2 separate regions of the Homo sapiens genome follow, and region 1 is linked to region 2. Evidence: chromatin loops called from intact Hi-C (ENCODE). Cell type or tissue: PC-9. All regions are shown on one strand.

Region 1 (8,000 bases), 110 kb before region 2:
TCTTGCACAAGTTTAAGAGGGAAAGGAGCCAACTCCGGTGCACAGACTGCCAGGGTCAGCGAAGTCTTGGTCCTGATGTCCCCAGAACCCCCTGGGGCAGCTCTGGAAAACTCTACCGCATAAAGCGGAGGGTCAGATTAGCTGAGGAGGGTCAGATTAGTTGAGTTGTGCAGAAGAGCCGAGATCGAGAGATCTCCAGATGATGCCACGCACAATTGGGTTTGGAAATCCTGAGGTTGGTCCAGCCAGCTTGGTATGCAAATGAGGAAACAGACCTGGTAAGTGGATGCAACTGGCCCTAGTTTGGAGGAAGAGGGGGCACTAGACCTCTAGCCTCTTGAGTCTTCATTGCTCCGCAGTCTAGGCCTTGAACTAGCAGAGGGTAGGTGTTTGGGTGGTGGTATGCTTTGGGAAGTATAATGTACAAAATGGGCTTTCACGTGCGCAAGTCCATTTCGGGATTATTTCCCATTTGCCGCCCTGGCGGGGCAGGGCGATAGGGAGACTCAGGCCGTCCCACCGATTGGCGCGTGAGCTGAGGCAAGACCGGAGACTGGTCTCCCGGGCTGAACTTTCTGTGCTGGAAAATGAATGCTCTGAGCTTTGGAAGCTCTCAGGGTACAAATTCTCAGATCATCAGTCCTCACCTGAGGGACCTTCCGCGGCATCTATGCGGGCATGGTTACTGCCTCTGGTGCCCCCCGCAGCCGCGCGCAGGTACCGTGCGACATCGCGATGGCCCAGCTCCTCAGCCAGGTCCACGGGCAGACGGCCCCAGGCATCGCGCACGTCCAGCCGCGCCCCGGCCCGGTGCAGCACCACCAGCGTGTCCAGGAAGCCCTCCCGGGCAGCGTCGTGCACGGGTCGGGTGAGAGTGGCGGGGTCGGCGCAGTTGGGCTCCGCGCCGTGGAGCAGCAGCAGCTCCGCCACTCGGGCGCTGCCCATCATCATGACCTGCCAGAGAGAACAGAATGGTCAGAGCCAGGGTGGGGGCCGGCATGACGGAAAGGAAGCTTGTGTAGAGCCCCCTCACCGCCAAGCAGACCCCCACACAAGCCCCAGGTGTCTAATTACCCCTACATTTGCTTCCAGTTTCCAATTTCCTTCTTGAGTTCTCTATCCATTCTTCAGTACACAATGAATTCCATTATATCCTCCGAACTTCTGCGGAGCTGTCGTCACAGGCAGAGAGCACTGTGAGGCACGGGCAAAATAGCAAAGGGGCAGGGACAGACTGACTTTTACTCCAGGCTAACTTCCTGTATTTCCCCTGAGATACAACTACTGAAATTTCTTCCTGAAATTATGTTAGGCCTGGAGATTTTTTTTTTTTTTTTTGTTCACTGCTGTATATCCAAGCGCAGAATGTGGTAATTGTTAAAAAGAGAAAACTTGTTTGTTTGTTAAAACAAATTCTCACAAAACTTTTAAGTTACACTTAGCTTCTGGGAATGTTGAACTTCAATTTCTTTTTCATTATATTAGTTTTAAAATTATATATTGGGATAGTACAGTTGTATATATTTATGTGGTACAATATGAAGTTATGATCTTTGAACACAATGGGGAATTATTAAGTCAAGCTAAGTAACCTATCCATCATCTCAAATATTTGACATTTTTGTCAAATGAGAGCATTTGGGATTTACTATTTAGCTATATTCATCATGCTATGAAACACATCTCAAAAAAAACAATCAAACTTATTCCTCCCATCTTAACTGAGGCTTTATATCTTGATTACCATCTCCCCATTCCTCCCACCCCCCAGCTCTAGTAACCACCATTCTACTCTTTACTGCTAAGAATGTAATTGTTTTATATTTCACAGATAAGTGAGAACATGTGATATTTGTCTTTCTGTGTTTGGCTTATTTCATTTAGCATAATGCTCTCCAATTCCAAAACTTCAATTTCTTCAAGTATAAAATAAGAAGGCTAGTTTAATTAACCCTAAAATTCCTTCCTGTGGTAGGCTGAATAATGCCCCCCCACCCCCAATGTCTATGTCCTAATCCTCAAAAACTTTTAATACATTAACTTATGTGGCAAAAGAGGCTTTGCAGATGTGATTTAATTAATGGTCTTGAGGGAGATTATCCAGAATTTTCAGGGTGGGCCCAACATAACCCCAAGTGTTTTTATTAGAGGGTCACAGTCAGAGAGAAGATACAAGAATGGAAGCACAGGCCACAGAGAAAATACAGAGACCATGAGCCAAGGAATTTGATGGTCACTAGAAGCTGGAAAAGACAAGGAAACAGATTGCCCCTTAGAGTTTCCAAAAGGAATGAAACCTTGTGGACCCATTTTTGACTTCTGATCTCTAGAACTGTAAAATAATAATTTTGTGTTTGTTTTAGCTAACACATTTGTGATAATTTGTAACAGCAGCAGTAGGAAACTAAAACACTTCCCAGGTTTATGATTTGAGAGTTCATTAAACAAGAGATGGTCACCTCTTTGGTTCCTAAATCATCTTGGAAACAAAGCCATTTCCAGAGAGGAATTTTAAAATACTGTCTGCAGTCATAGCAACCTTAAAATTTGAGTGCTGCATGGTGGAAGTAGACAATTTATTTTAGGATAACTGTTATTTGTTATATTAGTTTGAGGATGGTGGTGTTAAAGAGGAGTTACTTATTTTTAGGTACATTTCATACTAAACACAAATTGCATAATTTGCCTAAATCAAGGAATTATACTAAATTATATTATGGTTATTAAATCCTGTCCTGAGAAAGTGAAACTGACTCAGTTTTCAAAGAGACAAAGAGAAAGTATAAGCAAACCAAATTGCAGCTACAAAAAGAAAGACAAAATGTTGCAGTATATTTATTGTTTTGTGTATTCAATGAAGTCCTTCGTCTTGGTCATAAAACTAGCCTTAAAGGTTTTTCTTATATTTCATAGTATGAAAAATCTAAAAAGTAACCCATATGTAAATATTTAAATCATGATAGAAATCCAAAGCAAAAAGAAAATGAATCAATTGAATTAAAATGTGTAGGATGCTTAAACCCATTTGATAATATATCCATTTGATAATATACTAATATGAATTTAGTACTTTAAAATGTTATATAAATAAATGTTCCTATATTAAACACCAATGTAGTTAGGATTCTAAGCCAACATCATTTCCCCTTTTCTACATGTTCTTCTCCCGTCTCCATTAAAAATTGTCAAAACTATCCACTTTTCTTTTTCCTTTTTGTTTTTAAACAAATAAGGTCTCTTCTAAGATATTGTAGGACTACAAAGCCAAACTCCCGGGTTCAAGCTGTTGGCAAAATTTTAGAGATGCTAAGTTACCCATGTATTAATTACTTTTAAATCCTCCCCTAACTCCCTCACAAAACAGGAGTAGGGAGAGGAGAAACACCTCTGTTCAAAAATGAGGAATTGAAAACTCTTATCACAAATAAACTATATCAAGTAAGCTAAAGATAGTAAAAGAGCAAAAATGTTAGCAGATATTCCCAAAATGGTAACTACATATTACCTCTGGAATGATCACATGAATGTGGCTCATTATTTCCTAAGTTCCTACAGCAAACATATATTTATTTGCCCTACTCAGTTAAAAATAAACACAATATGTAGTTGCTTCTGAATAATTTTTCTCTCTCTCTTTCTCTCTTTCTTTCTTTCGACAAAGTCTCACTCTGTCACCCAGGCTGGAGTGAAGTGGCTCCATCTCGCTGTTCACTACAACCTCAGCCTCCCGGGTTCAAGCGATTCTCCTGCCTCAACCTCCCGAGTAGCTGGGATTACAGGCGCCTGCCACCACCCCCGGCTACTTTTTGTATTTTTAGTAGAGGCGAGGTTTCACCTGTTGGCCAGGCTGGTCTCGAACTCCCGACCTCAGGTGATTCCCCCCGCCTTGATCTCCCAAAGTGAAGGGATTACAAGGCGTGAGGCACCGCGCCCGGCCGCTTCTGAATAATTTCGATCAAAATTTATATTCGATATTTATTCCAACATACACCACAGATTTCCACTGATAATCCCTCCTAGTAAGAAAGATAAGCTCCATCCAGGTATCTGTGAATTGGAGGCTAAGTAGTCCCAGCACATCTTACATTTCTTTAAGACTCCCTTTTTATCCCAAACGTTCGTAAATTTTGTATCTGATAAAGAGCATACTTCCATCTAATACAAATATGTTCCCCCCTTCAGATCTTCTCAGCATTCGAGAGATCTGTACGCGCGTGGCTCCTCATTCCTCTTCCTTGGCTTCCCAAGCCCCCAGGGCGTCGCCAGGAGGAGGTCTGTGATTACAAACCCCTTCTGAAAACTCCCCAGGAAGCCTCCCCTTTTTCCGGAGAATCGAAGCGCTACCTGATTCCAATTCCCCTGCAAACTTCGTCCTCCAGAGTCGCCCGCCATCCCCTGCTCCCGCTGCAGACCCTCTACCCACCTGGATCGGCCTCCGACCGTAACTATTCGGTGCGTTGGGCAGCGCCCCCGCCTCCAGCAGCGCCCGCACCTCCTCTACCCGACCCCGGGCCGCGGCCGTGGCCAGCCAGTCAGCCGAAGGCTCCATGCTGCTCCCCGCCGCCGGCTCCATGCTGCTCCCCGCCGCCCGCTGCCTGCTCTCCCCCTCTCCGCAGCCGCCGAGCGCACGCGGTCCGCCCCACCCTCTGGTGACCAGCCAGCCCCTCCTCTTTCTTCCTCCGGTGCTGGCGGAAGAGCCCCCTCCGACCCTGTCCCTCAAATCCTCTGGAGGGACCGCGGTATCTTTCCAGGCAAGGGGACGCCGTGAGCGAGTGCTCGGAGGAGGTGCTATTAACTCCGAGCACTTAGCGAATGTGGCACCCCTGAAGTCGCCCCAGGTTGGGTCTCCCCCGGGGGCACCAGCCGGAAGCAGCCCTCGCCAGAGCCAGCGTTGGCAAGGAAGGAGGACTGGGCTCCTCCCCACCTGCCCCCCACACCGCCCTCCGGCCTCCCTGCTCCCAGCCGCGCTCCCCCGCCTGCCAGCAAAGGCGTGTTTGAGTGCGTTCACTCTGTTAAAAAGAAATCCGCCCCCGCCCCGTTTCCTTCCTCCGCGATACAACCTTCCTAACTGCCAAATTGAATCGGGGTGTTTGGTGTCATAGGGAAAGTATGGCTTCTTCTTTTAATCATAAGAAAAAGCAAAACTATTCTTTCCTAGTTGTGAGAGCCCCACCGAGAATCGAAATCACCTGTACGACTAGAAAGTGTCCCCCTACCCCCTCAACCCTTGATTTTCAGGAGCGCGGGGTTCACTAAGTCAGAAACCCTAGTTCAAAGGATTCCTTTTGGAGAGTCGGACTGCTCTCTCCTTCCCCTCCCCTTCCCCTCCTGCGTGTAAAACGGCTGTCTGGGGCAAGGGTTTCTCAGACGTGTACATTGCCTGGTATAAGAGCAGACTCTGAAAAGATGAGGTTTATTTAATACGGACGGGGGAGAATTCTGCCTGTAGGCAGATAGGAAAATGGGGAGGGAGTCATTGGAAGGACGGACTCCATTCTCAAAGTCATAATTCCTAGACCAGAAAAAGTGCTCAGTGTTCTAGAAGCAGAGTTGCACAGTGATCCAAAGACCAGCTTCAAATACTGTCCTGTCTCCTTCACACTTCTCACATTTCTCTTTCCTACTGAAAATACCTTGCATTTTTCGTAATTATAAAGGGGGAAGGGAATATGAGTGCCCCCTGCTTTATAGGGGTTGTTGTGAGTTTAAATGATGTATTAATACATATAAGCCTTAAGAACAGTGCCACACATCCTAAGCTAATACCTGTTAGCTCTTGAATTATCCGCTTTGAGGACTGGCTTGCAATCTTGTTTTGAGGCATAGAAAGAAAATGCTTTGGAGCAGGACGCGGTGGCTCACACCTGTAATCCCAGCACTTTGGGAAGCCGAGGCGGGCAGATCACCTGAGGTCAGGAGTTCGAGGCCAGCTTGGCCAAAATGGTGACACCCCGTCTCTACTAAAAATACAAAAATTAGCTGGCCATGGTGGCGCACGTGTGTAATTCCAGCTACTCAGGAGGCTGAGGCAGGAGAATCGCTTGAACCCGGGAGGCAGAGGTTGCAGTAAGCCGAGATCGCGCCACCACCCTCCAGCCTGGGTGACAGAATGAGACTCCGACTCAAAAAAAAAAAAAAAAATGCTTTGGATAGAATTATCACTATTACATAAAAGGAAAGTCCGGATGCGGTGGCTCACGTCTATAATCCCAGCATTCTGGGAGGCCGAGACAGGCGGATCACCTGAGGCCAGGAGTTCGAGACAAGCCTGACCAACATGGCGAAACCCTGTCTCTACTAAAAAATACAAAATTAGCGGGGCTTGGTGGCGCATGCCTGTAATCCCAGCTACTCGGAGGCTGATGTAGGAGAATCGCTTGAACCCAGGAGAAGGCGGAGGTTGCAGTGAGCCGAGATCGCGCCATTGCACTCCAGCCTGGGAGACAAGAGCGAAACTTGGTCTCAAGAAAAAAAGAAAGAAAGAAAGAAAGAAAGACCAAGAAGAACTTACTCCCTGAAAAGATTATGGGCACCCTCCACCACCCTCACTTACAAAGAAAAGTTAAACAGCACTAAAGAGTATAACAAGCGCAAGGAGGTAAAAGTTCTAATTTTTCCTGTGACTACTACTTTTTAAGCTTATCAAAAACATGTACTACGTTTTAAAAAATGGATTGCTCAGACTTTGCTGATGCCTTAAGCACATGCTTAATCTGCCTACTGGATAATCCAGCTCTGTTTAAAAGTTATATTTCAATCCCTGGTTGACTTAAACCTTGTAGACCCAGTATATCTTGTACTTTTAGTGTCTGCTTGATTTTAAAACATGTAGTTTTTAAAATGAAGCCAATGAAAACAATTTGGGATGTCAAGTATGTTATTAAAATCTACAATGCATTACTGTACCATTTATATTTTCCTCGGGGTACCTCTCAATTAGCTGTGTAGCAATGATAGGGAAAATTCAAACTATCGATAAATAAAATTATTTTAGTTTAGTTTAAGATATTTTATGATGGAGGAGGAAGAAAGTGGTTGCCAGGATGGGAGGGAGGGAACACATTTCCATCACTAATACAATGGTTCTTTCTTTTTGTTTGTTTGTTTTGTGTGTTTTTTTGAGATGGAGTTTCGCTCTGTTGCCCAGGCTGGAGTGAAATGGCACCGCACGATCTCTCTCGGTTCACTGCAACCTCCGCCTCCCGGGTTCGAGCAATTCTCCTGCCTCAGCCTCCCGAGTAGCTGGGATTACAGGCACATGCTGCCATACCCAGCTAATTTTTGTATTATTAGTAGAGACGGGGTTTCACTATGTTGGCTAGGCTTGTCTCGAACTCCTGACCTCAGGTGATCCACCCACCTTAGCCTCCCAAAGTGCTGGGATTACAGGCATGAGCCATCGTGCCCGGCCTACAGTGGTTCTTAATGGGGGTGGGAGAGTGGGAAGAGTAGGCTCCTTCAAGAGTCTGTTGAAATAAATACCTTCTTCTCAAAAAAGAAAGTAGGTAATGATTTTTTTTAAAAAAGATGTGTTCACTTGCACATGTATTTCTAGATAAAACTTTCAGTGAATTCAGGGATTTCTCTGAAACTCTACCATGGATTCCTACATCAAGAACTCTTTCAGCTCTTGTGAAAAATATATATAGCTATTGGTGAAGAAGATGGGAGATGCAACCATATAAAAACAACATTTGGATGCATTATAAACAGGTGTAAAAGTTGACTGCTTTGGAAATACCAAGAACAAGTTTTAGATATGTATATCTCATATCTTGCAGTAGAGCTCTGGAAGGATTATGGCATCCTTGGGTGGGGCCATTTTGCTCTAGAAATTGAAGTCCATTATCCATTATAAATCTTATGTAGGGGGGAGGGGGGAGGGATAGCATTAGGAGATATACCTAATGCTAAATGATGAGTTGATGGGTGCAGCACACCAACATGGCACATGTATACATATGTAACAAACCTGCACATTGTGCACATGTACTCTAAAA
Region 2 (8,000 bases):
ATGAATAATCACCAAAGGCGTGAGCTGTTAAGGAATCCCAGTTTGGCTGGCTCTGTGCAGTCAGATGTAGCCAGCCCTGTTTATGTGTGAAAGGATTGGGTTTTCCCCAAGCTGTTTGGTAATGTTGCAAGAACAGACTTTCCCCTCCCTGGCTCCCTGGAGTAAAATGGCTGCCAAAGTATTTTGGAACAGAAACTTAGAAATGTACCGACCACTAGAAGAGAGTAACAAGGGTCCTTTGATATTTTCCGTGTTCACTATGATCAAGCTGGCATCGTTTCCTTCTGAGCTAAAGATTCTGAGCTATCATTGGCTGATGTGAGCTTGTGACCTAGCTACTTCTGTTCACAATACACTGTGGAGGGGCAGCGGGGGCAGCCCTATTTGGGTTGAGAGTCTTTAAGGAGAGCTTTACAGATGAGTTCTAGTGAAGCCCATCAGGGAGAAGAAAATCAAACACAATGGGAAATGTTTAACAATTAAAACCAGGCTTTGCCTGTGTGGTCCTGTGTTTTACCACATCACTCTATGGAAATGGGCTGTTGGAAGGAAGACTGTATTTCTGACAGTTTGCAGAGCCAAAAACCTGTTGAAGGCTTTTTGTAAGGTAGTGGAGAAAATGGCAAAACCTTTAAAACTTAAGGGAAATTACTTGATAGTTCTGATGACCACAGGCCACCAGACTGCTGGGTCATGGAATTATAGCTACATGACAAAGAAAATAGGAGGGTGGGCTGAGCCAGACTCAGAAACTATTCCAAAAGTACTATGACTTTTTAGGAAGCTAGTTCTTTTTATTTGAAATATTTTGTGTTTTTTTGCATGAGAATTAGCCTATGCTTCTTAAAAATATCATAAAATGTCAGCTAGTAGAAAAATAAAGAGTTTAATCTCCACTCCGACTACCTAGAGTCAACCCTTGTTCATACTGCAGTACATTTTTTTCTTTTAGTTCTGTTCTATGCTTTAAATAAAAATACAATTAGGTCCATATGGCAATATAATTTTGACTCCTTTTAAAACTGTAGCTTATATCATAAGTCTATTTGATGTTGTTTTGAAGTTGTCATGTACATTTTGTCATACAAGTTTTTAATGACTGTTTTTATGGGGTTGTGCCCCAAGTTACTTATTCATTCCCATGTTATCAGATATTTTGTTCTTTAGCTTTTTTTTTTTTTTTTTTTACATTATAACTAATGAGGCAATGTGTCTTGAGTATTTTGAATTAACTCTCTAGAATCGATTCTTGGGGAGGTTATTTACTTTGAAGTGATGGACAGAGTGTAGGAGATTTATGAGTGAACTCTTGTCTGATTTGGAAATATAGAGTTGTTTAGGCTAGGTATTACCAACCCAAAGTTGACACTTGAGTCACCTAAGTTCTTCTCTACTCCAGAGACTTGGCCCTGCCTGGCCTGATCCCAGGAAAAGAGATTTTAGGGATTACAGAAATGGGAACAAGTTGTGGGTCTGAGCACAGCATGCAAATTAATTCAACACAGCCCCTGGGACAGGCCCATGATCAGTGAGCTGAAACTCCCCCTTCAAGTGCTTTCATGATTAGACTCCAGCCTAGGAAGCTTGTCTATTAGTTGTGTAATCTTGAAAAAATCTCTGACACTTTTCCCTCTGACTCAGTTTCCCCATCTGGCACCCAATCTTTTACAGTGTTATGAAAAATAGGGAAAATGTAGAAAGGAAGAACATGGCACCCAATCCTTAATGGACACTCAGTGAAAGCTGGCTATCATCATCATTTTTGGGGTTGTTGTGTTCTACAAATGTATTTTCCCAGGAGTTTTTTTTACTCTGTCTCCTCTTTCCTTCATATACCCCCAGCCTGTGGCTGGGGTCTTGCTTCAACCACCATGCACCTTTCTGAAACCCAAGTTTTACTCCCTGATAAAGGTATTGACCTCTTGTTGGTCTCATCCTCCAGACCTACCTATACTTAAGAAAATGACATCTCTTTAAACTGGTCCCCAGTTCACTTGTTTTCCCTAACATTTTAATTCACAAGATTAATCACTTCCCTTACAGGCCAGTCTTACTGCAGAGTTGATTTTTATAATTTTGGGCCTGTTGGTCTGGTTGTACTTTTCTCTTTCTGCTGGTCTGCTAGTTATAGCGGGTCTTGAAAGCAGTGATATGTTATGACATTGTCATCACCCTCATTATTGCTCTTTATATAACAGTAGCAGCATAACTGTGTTTTGATTTCTTGTACAAGGCATAAAGTGTGCTAGTGGCTCACTATTCACATCAATCTCATCAGAAAATGTTATTTCCTCCTTTTGTTGATCATGATATAGAGGCCCAGTGACATTAGGTAACTTGCTCAAGATCACACATGTGGAAAGCTACAGAGCCAGACTTGGAACTGAGTCCATTATATCTTAATCCCACTGCACTCCAAAATTTGTTGAATGAAGGAATAGATAAACGTATCATGATTTTGATGTTCTGACTAATTCGTAGCCAGTACTTTATTGCTATCGGAGCTTAAGCTTTAAGTACTGGCTAGGAAATAGTCAGAACTTTATTTTTAAGGAGGAGCATATAATTATGTATATTTTATACCTGTAGTAAATTGGGAACTATAGAAAACATGTAGAGGATTGTGTTTACCAACTTCATGTAGAGTGAGGATACCCGACTCTAGCTTGCTGGTAGTTAGGTAAGTCAGACATGGGCAGGGGATAAACCAAATTAGACTATTTCCATTTGACTAAGCCATATAATCAGGTGTAAGCCACGGAAAGAAATCTGGAAAGACAGGTGCAATATTAGAAGATGGCTCATGATAGTGATCATTAGAGGTTCAGGCTTGAGAAAGCCAATTGGAATCAAGAAGGCCTAATCCTGGGGTTCTGTCACAGAAAAGAAGGCTGGTAGCAGGAAGAGGACATGTAACATGAATTACATGATTAGATTTGTGTCATAATAACAAAAACAATAATGATAATAACACTAATAGCTTGTTATATGCCATGCCCTGTACTAAGAACTATACGTATGTTATCCCATCTAAATCACATTTAATAGATTCCCATTTTTCTCATGAGAAAATTGCATCATACAGAGATGAACTAACTTGCTCAAGGCTATAGACCTGGTAATTAGCAAAGCAGGGATTTGAATTTAGATGTATTTTTCTCTGAAGGCTGGGTTTAGATAAATGGATCTGGAAGCACTGGGAAGGATGAATTAATGGGATGGAGTGCAGGGGATGCAGAGTGCCCACTTATGGAATGATTTCATTCAAGAGAGACAGGAGGGTCAGAGGTAAGAATGCTACCGCTGGGACAGAGAGGAAGGTACAGATATGAGATATGGTAAGAAGGTATACTACAACAGTGGCTCCCAAATCTCAATGAGTAGCCAGTTCTCATGGAGGTTTTGTTTTTATTTTTGAATGAAGATTCCCATGGCATACCTTGAATATTCTGAATCAGAATCTCTGGAATACAACTTGGTATTCTTATAAAGCACCCTAGGTGATGCTGAAGCTCTGCCAGGTTCAAGAACCACAGCTCGATCAGCCTATATTTAGATGTTTGGGGTGGAGAATGAGAGAAAGAAAAGATTTTAGGGTGGCATCCAGGTTTCTGAATTTTGTGACTCAGTGAAGTTTTTGGAGGGTAGGTAAGATGCTGAGTTCAGTTTTGGATGTGTTGAGATGGACTGGTCCTGTGGATTTAGTTGGATATTAGAGTCTAACGCTTAGAACAGAGGTCAAGGCTGTAGATTTAGATATGGAGGACACTGGTGTTTGGGTGGTGATGGCGCTATATATTACATGGAATTTTCAAAATACTCAAAACTTCAGTTTTCCCTCAATAATTAATCACTTTACATCTTTGTGATCTTAAATCTCTTTCTGACCATTGATTGAAACTTTTGCTTTTAAAATTTACATTACCTTTCTTAACAGTTCCTTAAGATTCATGCATTGTTGTAAGTAGTTACTTGCACCATTTCATTGGATTCACACCAACAATTGTTAAAGTAAAATTTATTTTTCCTGTGTTTTAGATGAAGAGATTTAGGCAGGTTATGTAACACACCCAAGGTAATATAGTCAAATAATTGAGCCAGAATTTGAGCCCAAGTCTCTTTCTGACTCTAGGCTTAGAGCTTTAGGGCTATTTCACAAAAGGGCTGTTCCTAGGTCAGGCATGACAACTTCTATATTACCTTCGTAAAAGAAGCAATATAATCTACCACTATTAAATTTTGCAGGTTAATTTTATATTATGTTTAAATACAGAAAACTTTATTTAAAACTCAGTTGAATTTCTCTTGAGAAATTGGCCATGTAGTAAATTATATTTAATAGAAGAGTTTGTGTACTTCCCAGGGAGCAGAGTATTGGCCTGATCAAAGCACCTTTCAGCCTTTGTCTAACAGCATGTGGGTAGGCTACATTTTTTTTACTCTCAGAGAAAGGGGGTGGGCAGGGGTGTGATATGGGTTTTTGTCTCTGGGAGTTCTGTTGCATGATTTGACCTCCCAAATTGTTTTGTGGGGCATATCCAACTTTGGGTTGAAACTAAAATGGGTTCTTGGTAATCCCAGATTGAAAATATGTCTCAGCAGTAACATTGTTTATCTTTAGGTTTAGGTAAATACAGACATTTGCCATGTCTTCTTGGTAGCACTGTAAGAATGAGTAGGGCTGTGAAAAATGCACAGGGCATTCATTATGAAGACTGGCTGGTTAAAACTGATACACTAAAGAAATTGCATTCTTTTCCACAAGCTGAGTCATACAGCTGAAATTGTGGAATCATCTGAGCCAGCAGCTGTAATATGATACTTAATCTCCATAAGTGACAGATATCTAAGATAACACGAACACCCAGACGACAACTCAGGCAACCCCAGCACAGTGTTTTGGTATGAGAACAGGAGAAATGTTAGTAGAGTGAACATTTTTCCACAGAGAACTCAAATATGGTAACATTCTCATAGCTTTGATAATCCCCAATAAACTGTGGTTACTAAAATGCATGACAAAAAGAACTTCTATCTATAAAGAACTTCTTTATACATTTCCAATACTTGGGTTATGATCAAGGAGAAAAAAGTTTATCAGTTAATTAAGAGTTAGGTAGCTAGTTTGCCCACAGATTAATTTGTATGAGGTAAAGGAAATCTCACCTAACTGGGAAAAAGCAAGCTTACCCTCAAGGTATGCTTATCCCAACCCCACCCTGCCAAGTGCATTCCTTATTCCTCAGGTGTGCCTGTTTATCCCAAGGACCTAGCCACACCTACATCTTGTTCTGGCCCCACACCAAGGAACATATAAAAGTTCCCTCTCTGGCCGGGCGCGGTGGCTCACGCCTGTAATTCCCAGCACTTTGGGAGGCTGAGGCGGGCGGATCACGAGGTCAGGAGATCAAGACCACCCTGGCTAACACGGTGAAACCCCGTCTCTACTAAAAAATACAAAAAATTAGCCAGGTGTGGTGGCGGGCCCCTGTAGTCCCAGGTACTCGGGAAGCTGAGGCAGGAGAATGGCGTGAACCCTGGAGGAGGAGCTTGCAGTGAGCCGAGATCGTGCCACTGCACTCCAGCGAGGGCAACAGAGCGAGACTCCGTCTCAAAAAAAAAAAAAAAAAAAAGTCCCTCTCTTTATATCTCAGGGTATCTTGGAGTCACTACTGATCCTTGACCTCCCTCCTTTCTCTGACCATGTCTAGACAAGTGTCCAGGTCTCCTGTGCCAAATGTCTATTTGTTGCCTGGATTAGGTTTTGACTTGTTTTTCTATTTCTTTGCATCTCGTAGCCCATTTCTTTGATTCAATTTCACAATCTCTTGATTTTGTCCTTAAGTATTTGGCAACACAAACCCTCGAGAGGCAGGATAGTTCAACAGAAAGAAGATGAACCTTGGGGGTCAGAAGATTCAAACTTCCAGAATTTAAATCTTCATTCTGCTATTACTAGATTTATAAACTTTATCAAATCACTCTCCTACTCTATCCCTTAATTCAACATATTTAAAATTGGAATAAAAATCTCAATGTGGTAGAGTTATTATTGAGATGAAAATCAGAATAGATACAAAGAACTTGATAGCCCCAAGGAGCTTGATCAGTGTTTGTTTAATGGCCCTTCCTCTCTTCTCATATCTCAGTTCAGATCCTACTCAGCCATTTATTTTATTCTGCTCCTTTTGGAGTAGAGAATAAAGCCAAGAATTATGCTTAAAAAGTAGCATAATTAAAAGTATTTAAAACACAAGTAACTTGAGAAAGGTGAGTTGGAAGTTTATATCTAACCTCAGTTTTTTTTGGAGAGAAATTTACCCGTCAGGGCCAGATTAAAACATTTACAAGTCCCAAGCACACGTGAGATGAAGATGCCCCTCACTTATCTCACATGTAAGTTGAAAGTTAAAAAGTGAAAATGTCTACTAGAGTTCAATAATATTCTTTTTTTCCCATGACTTCTCTGAAGCTTTTAGAAAATATGAAATTCTTAAAAACAATAACAGTAACCCACATTTTTATTGCCCTGGTTTGCCCTATCTTATCTTTCTCCTGCTCACAGGGTCTGAGGCAGCTGGGATAGGGGAGAATGATTACCAGCCAATCAATATTTTTTGAACCCCAGAGATTATTTATTTATCTATCCATTTATTTATTTTGAGATCTTATTTTATCTGGAATCTTAATAAACGATTAGTTTCCAAACTGTATCTACTGTGTGTATTTTATCCATATGGCCCAGATTTGTATTACTTATTTGTGATTCTGAATAATATTTTTTCCAACATTAATTATCAGCCTCTCTGTGCCCCTCCAGAATTGTTACAACCTATGTTAATGCACACTATGGCAAGCCATGTGAATTGCCTACGCAGGGAAGTTTTCTTCATACTTCCTTGCCAAGAGAACCCCATTATTGGTCAGTTACTAGTCACATGATCTTCTTTAGCCCCTCCTTAGCCCCTGTAGTGAATCAGGAGTAGCCTAAGGCCATGGTGGTAACTCCCCTTTTTCTTGGAAATGTTTGATTTAGATATGGAGAAGAGGTGCAACTTTGCTTATGAAATGGGAGGGCAAATATGGGAAACTTTAAGGTAAGTTTTCTTTCCCCTTGAAGGGGACCAAAAAGTTGTGGTTTATACTTTCTTGACTCTGGTCACTGTTGGGTGAAGAGTTGGTGCTATGGAAGCCATCTTCAGACCATGAGGGGACAAGTCTGAGGATACAATTACATGCTACCGGTGGCAGAGGACAGTATAGCAAGAAACTGGATCCCTGATGACATTGAACCATTGACTGAATCTACCCTGGAACCATCAGGAAATAATCCTTAGTTTTTTAAAGATGCTTTTAGTTGTGTTTTTTATTACAAGTACCTGAAAGCATCCTAACTAATCAATGCTAAATGCATCTCTCACAGTTTATGCTTATTTTTCAGAAATGCCTAGTGGAAATTTCTATTGCTGATTATAATATTTGTCCTAAATAAATTGAATAGACTGTCAATCTTTTGAAAATAAAAGCATGACTTGATTAGCAATTGTTTAGTCTGATGTTTTCCTAATTTCTGTCATTTGCATACCACTTCTTTGATTTTGTCATATCCTTGTATCATCTGCACTAATAGAAATATTTTTCCTTAAGTTGTCTCTCCTTTAAAAAATTATATCCATTTATTTTGAAGAGAAACTTTTTCACTAACTATAAATTGAAAACCGATATCATTTGCCTTAAATAGAAGATTGTCATAAAAAGAAATGCCATGAGTGAAATAATGTTATTAAATATTTGCCAGATATAGTTTCCTATGAAGACTCTGAGCTTGTGGCTTGCTGTCTCTGTTGAAAGGAGAGACTAGGGAGTGTTATAGAAGTGGTAAAATAATCCTTCCACTGACTGAGACTATTTCCTTGCCACAATCAGAAGAACTAAAAGAAAGGAGGATATCTGTTAATATATGAATTTATCTAAATGTCATGCAGTGACTTCTAAAATCA

The links. Peaks named below come from ENCODE experiments on the same cell type or tissue, not always from the same donor. Only the 100,000 strongest peaks of a DNase experiment are listed, where the experiment ranks them.
Region 1: a loop joins it to region 2, with 26 times the contacts of the local background. A loop is called at or near these places in 2 of 110 quality-filtered maps.

The regions. Positions count from the first base shown.
Region 1 is chr9:21,970,255-21,978,254 of GRCh38, forward strand. It overlaps CDKN2A (cyclin dependent kinase inhibitor 2A), which reads right to left and starts at 4,603. Exons shown (of 3, transcript NM_000077.5): 1 at 4,424-4,603; 2 at 648-954. The coding sequence starts at 4,573. RefSeq lists silencers at 4,561-4,610, 4,831-4,930 and an enhancer at 5,111-5,160. In PC-9, no CTCF peak of the experiment used is centred here; a DNase peak (open chromatin) is centred at 4,867; H3K4me3 peaks cover 4,663 bases; H3K27ac peaks cover 3,179 bases.
Region 2 is chr9:22,080,108-22,088,107 of GRCh38, forward strand. The region is part of intron 12 of CDKN2B-AS1 (CDKN2B and CDKN2A antisense cis and trans regulatory RNA 1); the gene reads left to right. Among named protein-coding and RNA genes, the nearest start is that of CDKN2B, 75 kb to the left of the region's middle. In PC-9, no CTCF peak of the experiment used is centred here; DNase peaks (open chromatin) are centred at 4,754 and 5,234; H3K4me3 peaks cover 731 bases; H3K27ac peaks cover 4,114 bases.